Regions from separate parts of the Homo sapiens genome. Here all the other regions are linked to region 3. A link is a loop called in an ENCODE intact Hi-C map of the cell type or tissue named here. Cell type or tissue: endothelial cell of umbilical vein. All regions are shown on one strand. Region 1 overlaps ARHGAP10 (Rho GTPase activating protein 10). Region 2 overlaps ARHGAP10 (Rho GTPase activating protein 10). Region 3 holds the start of LOC107986320 (a long non-coding RNA gene).

Evidence for each region. Peaks named below come from ENCODE experiments on the same cell type or tissue, not always from the same donor. Only the 100,000 strongest peaks of a DNase experiment are listed, where the experiment ranks them.
Region 1: a loop joins it to region 3, with 11 times the contacts of the local background. A loop is called at or near these places in 5 of 110 quality-filtered maps.
Region 2: a loop joins it to region 3, with 14 times the contacts of the local background. A loop is called at or near these places in 2 of 110 quality-filtered maps.

What each region holds. Positions count from the first base shown.
Region 1 is chr4:148,020,999-148,023,498 of GRCh38, forward strand. It overlaps ARHGAP10 (Rho GTPase activating protein 10), which reads left to right. Exons shown (of 23, transcript NM_024605.4): 19 at 2,265-2,415. Among named protein-coding and RNA genes, the nearest start is that of MIR4799, 240 kb to the left of the region's middle. In endothelial cell of umbilical vein, no CTCF peak of the experiment used is centred here; no DNase peak of the experiment used is centred here.
Region 2 is chr4:147,876,093-147,878,592 of GRCh38, forward strand. All of the region lies in intron 8 of ARHGAP10 (Rho GTPase activating protein 10), which reads left to right. Among named protein-coding and RNA genes, the nearest start is that of MIR4799, 95 kb to the left of the region's middle. In endothelial cell of umbilical vein, no CTCF peak of the experiment used is centred here; no DNase peak of the experiment used is centred here.
Region 3 is chr4:149,263,256-149,265,755 of GRCh38, forward strand. The region is part of intron 12 of LINC02355 (long intergenic non-protein coding RNA 2355); the gene reads left to right. LOC107986320 (a long non-coding RNA gene) reads right to left here and starts at 1,170. Exons shown (of 4, transcript XR_001741885.1): 1 at 1,063-1,170. In endothelial cell of umbilical vein, a CTCF peak has its summit at 1,124 (motif pointing left); a DNase peak (open chromatin) is centred at 1,096.

The sequences.
Region 1 (2,500 bases), 1.2 Mb before region 3:
TTAGTCTTGGCTACACAAAAGAATCACCTGAGGAGCTTTAAGATGTAAACCAAAGAAAACAAAACAGACTCCAAAGCCTGTTACTCATTCCCAGATATTCTGATGTGAGCTAAACAGTGCCTTAAGTCTTCTGGAGACCAACCCGGGTTGGACCCAGCCCTGAGATTTGGACTGAGGTGCTGGGAAGGACTGAGATCAGTCCTCTGCAGGGTCTCATTTTGCTTGGTAGTCTGGCTCTGCAGTTTGGGGTTGCCTCCACACCTCACCCCCCACACCCTTTCCCCAACACCCTCACTTCAAACTGGAGGAAAGAGGTGGGGCAGTTTTCAGCATTTGCGCTGTTCCAGTCAGTATGATCCTGTAAGAGGGTCTGTTTGGAAGGTTTTCATCTGTCCATCACCAGTTGTTGGGATATAACTTTTTCATTGCTAATTTATGCTTTGGATATACTGGCTGTGTGTATGGTTTGGTTTTCTATTCTGGTGACATCCTAGAGGCATCTGCCATATTTGTAAACATCAAACATATTAGTAGGTAAGCCAGGGAGCTGTTTTAAATGTCACAGGTGCCATTTTTTTTATTTTTCCAGTGGAGTCATATTTCCTGGCTTTTCTTCTCTCCTTCACTGTTATCGGACTTCTCAATTTAACTGCTCTCCTGTTCCCACCACCCCACAACCTTCTTACATCTGAACAATGACAGATGACAGTAAATCCAGCTGTGGATAATAGTCCAGGCAGCAGAGGATTTTTTAGGCAGATAAGTAGTTTGCTATTGGCCAGAGTGGTCTATTGGAACACAGATTTTGTGGAAACATGGTGTTGGCAGGTTACCAGTTGGAGCAATAAATTAAATTTTCACTAGCACATATTTGTCTACAGTAACTTAAATCATTTTTTAAAAATTTCATTTACACATGAGGGGGCAGTATGGGACTATAAAGCAAATGCTGTCTTTGAAGTAGCTTATTTTTATTGGTATATAATAGTTTTTAGGTGCGAACTTTTTGACTGTGCAATTAAAACTCCAGCATTGTTGTTAGTTGTTCAGCAATACACATATGTAAGTGATATACCCTCACTTGTATCGAAGGTTGTGTACCACTTTTAATATAAAAAATATAAAACAGTGAGACATTCTCACAGTGCTTTTTGTTTTTAAATTATACATGTGCAGAACGTGCAGGTTCTGGGATAGATGTGCAGAACGTGCAGATTTGTTACATAGGTATACATGTGCCATGGTGGTTTGCTGCATCCATCAACCCGCCCTCTAGGATTTAAGCCCCACATACATTAGGTATTTGTGGGTTTTATATTCATGTTTTGTTTAAAGCTGGCTGGCTTTCTTCCTGTTTTCTGCTTCCACCTGAGGAACGTCAGCCCTTTGGAGATGCAGCTTCTATTAGGTTGATATCTCTAATGTATTTTACTTTATGACTTTATTGAAGAATGAAGGGCCTGCAGCATTGCTGGAAGGAAGCCTCTGAACTGGGGTCTCACAGCTATGGAGGGTCTATTATCAGTCACCTCTGTGTGATATGCTTTCTTTGTGGCACAAATTGCTTTTCTCAAAAGAAGAAATTTGCTAAGCAAAGGAGCAGCACATTTTAATTAATGTTGTTATTACTGATCTGTGAATGACATTATAGATAGATCAAGGTGCTAATATTCTAGGTTTCATAAATGAAAGGGGAAATAAAAGAGGGGTTAGAGGGTATTAAATGAATTGATAAAATCCAGAAAACATTTTATGAAAAATGTAAATGGGAAGCTAGAAAGGTAATTTCATAAGCATAGGCTATTTTTAAATGTGTAAAAAGTATTTGCAGTCATATGTTTCTGTTTACGTAGTTTGGAAAAAATTGAGGCCAACGTTTTGGTGTAAATATAACCTTCCATAAAATTTAATGGAATACTTGTTTTTACTGTTTTATCCTGGCTGCCTCCTTTGGAGATGAAGGGCTGTGGTACTGTCTATATCTGCTAAAGATAGTTTTATTTGTTTAGTTTTGGAATGAATTATTTGATATATAACAATCTGATGTTGTTTTGATTTAAATTTAATCAGAGATTTTATTTTGGAATCTTCTGTTAAAAAAATAAAAGGCTATGACCTCTTCCCTTCATTGGAAGGAATGGATTTTGGGCTCTAGCCTGTCTTGAATGAACTCCAAATCAAATGTTGTGGTGCTGGTTTACTGGAGTAACACACAGGTTTCTGTTCATGGTAAATAATTCCTGTCCTTTATGCTTTGTTGGAAGATTTTTCGGACGCCGCCCGATACTACATTCCCTGAGCCCACCTGCCTGTCAGCATCACCCCCAAATGCGCCACCAAGGCAGTCGAAGAGACAAGGCCAGAGAACCAAGAGGCCCGTGGCCGTCTACAATCTTTGTCTGGAGCTGGAAGATGGTAAGATGTTAATGATATTTTTTGCTTGATAGCATGTTGAGAGTATGGCGTATCATATGTCGTCAGGGCAGGCCACAGTTTTCTG
Region 2 (2,500 bases), 1.4 Mb before region 3:
AGGGTATCTGTGCTTTGAATAGAAGTTAATGTTCTATGCAGGCAGCAGGATGGTTGTGCCTTTTCCATTTGCCCTTATTTAATCTGGAATCTCGCAGCCTTCACCTTTTGTGAGCAGTTGTATGATATGGCAGAAGTCTCCATTTTTCTCATACATTATCTTCTTAATCTCAGTTTTTAAAATTGAATTTGAAAGAAATAAATTAAAACTCAAGATAGGGCTGGGCGCGGTGGCTCACACTTGTAATCCCAGCACTCTGGGAGGCCGAGGTGGGCAGATCACGAGGTCAGGAGATCGAGACCATCCTGGCTAATACAGTGAAACCCTGTCTCTACTAAAAAATACAAAAAATCAGCAGGGCGTAGTGGCGGGCACCTGTAGTCCCAGCTACTCGGGAGGCTGAGGCAGGAGAATGGCGTGAACCTGGGAGGCGGAGCTTGCAGTGAGCCAAGATCGCGCCACTGCACTCCAGCCTGGGTGACAAAGCAAGACTCTGTCTCAAAAAAAGGAAAAAAACAAAACAAAACAAAAAACCACCTCGATAGTCTTGAGAATGTTAGAATTATTTGTATTATATGCCCAAGTGAAAATCACAGGAAACTTTAATTTTTAGATTCATCACTGTTGCCTTTGAGAGAAATTGGACTGAAACAACATAACAGTAGTGGTAAAATTCTTTCCTCATTTACTGTATACCCAGCACTGTGCTAAATTCGTATACAACTTGTCTCATTTATCCATAAAACAGCCCTATGAAGTATAAGGTACTATTACTGTTGCCCATTTATAAATGAAAATGGAGGCACTGAGAGGTAAATAATGTTCCCTAGGTCATACAACTACTAAATGCTGGAGTTGTCATTCTGAACCTGGAGTCTGTGTTGGTAATGTCTCCCGTAAATTGCTTGGCGCTTGAACAGGCGTGAAAGAGCATCATTAGTGTGTATGCCCAGAGCTGGTTGAATAGGCCCTGTTGGTTGTCAGAAGGGAATGGTGGCTTAAGTAGTGGAAAGACCTTGATATTTGGGGCCAGAGATTCTGATTTAAGGTTTGGCTTTGTCATTTTCCAGGCATTTGGGCTAAGCTTAAATTTTTTTTGGATTAAATAGACAGTATCATCCTCTCTGGGCAGTTTTTTTTTTCTTAGAGTTAAATAAAATATCTGTGCAATATTTTTTTTGTCAACCATAGAACACAGTACAAATGCTGGTTCTTTAAAACACAAAGCAATGTTTCCCAAATTCAGGTCTTTGGACTGATGATGGTCTGAGATAAAATTGATAGTGGTCTGGTAACCCTTTTCATCTATTACCCCTGTCCCAAATAATGTAATTAGCTTTTCCTAAAGCTAGCTAAAAGCATTCCTTTTACATGAGTTATTTTTCCCCTCCTGGGCTTTTTTGATTTTTAGGTGTAGAAACTTTGTTTGTTTGTACATGAAATTACTGTGATAACAGATGTTAATTGCTTTTTTAAAAGTGTCTTGACTCAGTAAAGTAAGAAATTGTCAACTTCTGCTGGGCCTAACCTTTAATTTGTTATGGTTGGACTTTTATTGGCATGTGAAGTTCCAGATGCTAGAGGTCCCTCTGACATACAGCATTGTCCTGTGAGCCCTGATGGTGGTACTGCTGACTTAGTAAGAGTGGAAAAGGGGTTCAGAGAGTGTTCTGGGGCATACTTGGACAGTCACTCCTATTGAGTCTTAGATTTCTTATTCTTCATACTTTTTTTTTTTTTTTGCTGAGATTACAGGCATGAGCCACGAGGCCCAGCCATTCTCTTGGTTCTTAAGATTTTTTTAGACCTTACTGATTACAGTAATGTTAAGCCAGACAATACCAATGTTATTTTATTTTATTTTTTGACAGTGTTGCTCTGTCACCCAGGCTGGAGGGCAGTGGCACGATCTCATCTCACTGCAACTTCCGCCTCCTGGGTTCAAGCCATTCTTCTGCCGCACCCTCCCCAGTAGCTGGGATTACAGGCACGCACCACCACGCCCAGCTAATTTTTTTTTTTTTGGAGACAGAGCCTCTGTCACCCAGGCTGGAGTGCAGTGGCGCGATCTCAGCTCACTGCAACCTCTGCCTCCTGGGTTCAGCCTATTCACCTGCCTCAGCCTCCCGAGTAGCTGGGACTACAGGCGCGTGCCACCACGCCTGGCTAAATTTTTTGTATTTTAGTAGAGACAGGGTTTCACAACGTTGGCCAGGATGGTCTCCATCTCCTGACTTCGTGATCCACCCGCCTTGGCCTCCCAAAGTGCTAGGATTACAGGCGTGAGCCACTGCGCCTGGCCCATACTTCATTTTTAAAGGCTAGCTTTCAATCATCAGTAAGAGCAGCTGCTTACTAGGATGCTGTTCATGGACTTAAAGCACTAGGTGGATTTTTAGACTAGATGCTTCTTAGCACTATGATTCTATAATTCTATCATTTTGAGAGGCCAGAATTAAATCCCAAACCATCTCATATATGGGATGGAACTTTTGAAACC
Region 3 (2,500 bases):
CACATATTAAAGGATATTAAGCCATGTAAAGCAACGTATCATAGGGCACTGTGACAGAGCCCAGAAGAGGGGAACCCTCTATTGCTCACATGGTTCAGAAGGAGCTGATTCCTAAACACCAGGATTGATGAATTTGGCAATGTGGGAAAAGTGGACTTCTGGATGACATTAAGACTTAATTGACTTTTCATGACCATAACTTCCAACAACTTGGATTGTTCTAGTCACTTGTTACCTGCAACCACTTAGATTGCCACATTAAGGGGAAAAAAATCATCCTAAGAAGAATCGTATGCTGTACCACTCACCTCAGGTTTAATAGTGCTGATGAAAATTACCTTGGAAAGGACTAGAAAAAAAACTAAGACCTAAGAGAGAAAGGTGCTATTTGGGGGAAGGCAGGCGGGGAAGAAAAGTAGATATGGAATGTAAGAGGAAAGAGGAGAGGATCAAAGTTTTGAGGGAAACAGAAAAGAGTTTGGAAAGGCTGCTCTTGTTTAAAAAAATCTTCTCCACCCATGCTGGTGCCACTTTCTTGCCGCTTCAAGAGAGTTCAAAACAGATTTATAACAGTATTGAAGGCTTCTGGAGTAACATCTGAATTTCTTTTGAATTATATACAATGTAGACAGCAAGATAAATAAATAAAATAAATAAATAAAATAGATTTATTTAAGCAAGGCATATGGGGAAATATTTGCACCTCTAAGGTTGAAAAGACAGCAAAACTCAGCAAACTCTACATAGTATAAATTCAATTATGATCACACAAGATCATCTTGAACTACATAAGTACTTTTACTCAAAGCAGAAACACTTGAGAAGCTGGGCACTGAGCTAACCATAGAATCATTCACCCCTTTAAAAAAAAACACACAAAAAAAAATGCATAAGACACAGAAAACAAATATGGCCTGATATATGGGTTGTTTGCACATTCGTTTCAATAGAATTCTACTTTTATTGCTTTTTAAAAATAGTGTGCACAGCATGAAAATAACCATCATGAGCATGTCTCCATAAATCATTTTTCCCTGTGCTGAAGGAGCACAATTTCCCTACCTGAGGAGCAGTCAGTTGGTGTTTACTTGCTACACTGTGCCATCTGGTGGCAAGTGCTAAAAATTGCAGACACAAGGTCCCTGGGTTCCAGAGAGACTCTCAGGCCGTATACCTAGAGGTGTCAACCCAATGCAAAAGAAATAAATACAATGACTCTCTTTAAAGACATGGGTTGAAGCCAAAGATCAAGTTATTTGTTAGTTATTCTCATTGGTATTCCTAATATATATAATATCTTCCCAGTAAAAATTACTTTATGAACAAATTGATTCTTAATAGCAATAATTTTCAGTTTGCACAATACTGCAGTTTTCAAATCCCCATTCATATTCACTAATGCACAAGATGAGCAGGAATATTGCACCTTTCTCACAAATGGAAACTGAGGTTCAGGTGGGTTAAAGAAATTGCTCAAGTTTGCAAAGCTTATATTAGAAAAAACAAGCAACTACTGAAGCACAAATAAAGACTTTCTCTGTTTCCAGTCTAGATGTTTCCTTTATAACGATCCTGTCTCTCCATGCTTAGCGTGGGATGAAGCAGTTTTAGTTGAAGCTAGGTTGAAGCTTTAGGTGTAGCTGGAAATAGTTTTTTAAGTTAGGTGCTATTTTGGTAAAGTAGTAGTTGCAAGCTTCCCCAAAGGAGTCTGAAAGAAGATTCAGCAGACCTTGGTGACAAGAGTTGTGCATCCTAAAGTTTAATATACGACTTCTTTTGCTTGTTTGTTTTTCCTTCAGGCCTTGTATTTACATATATGCAATACCATCTCTTTGTCTTTGTGTTTTATTCTCCTGCCCTGTCTTGCAATTTATTCTTTGTTAGCCTGCTTTTCATCAGAAGAACCACCTACTTTTCAGTAGCTTTCTTTTTTTCAGGTGGCCTCTCACTCCCTCCCGGTAGATGTATTCCTTTCAGGGTTAATCAAAGGATGATATTTAAGTTGTCATCTCTGCTTGGGCATCTAGATGGCTTGTGCCATTCATATCAATGAGACCTTTTCAACCCTAATATCTGTTTCAGTGATCTATGGAGTGCAGCCTTGAAACTTAATTATGGTGATGTTTCAGAGGCTCATGGACAGATTTAAGCATCCTGCTTTCACATCATTAGACAGTCCCAAGTTCCAGTGCTCTAAAAGATTGAAGACCAGTCTACTGTATGTCTTACCTTCATTATGATCTGTAGGAACAAGCCTACATTTCTCAGACTCTGTTAGAAGGTTTTTTATCTTTTGGCTGTGATATTTCACTTCGTATAAGACAATTGAAATGTAAAGCCTTTGTGAAAAATGCCTACGTAAGCCAATGAATATCATCCCAAATATCAGTAAGTAGTTTGATCATTGCTATATAGTTTTGTACATTCTTAGACTTGGGCAATGAGTCCTGAAGCCACTCCAGGGCCAAAAAGGGGGCTTATTAACCTCATATTCATCTAA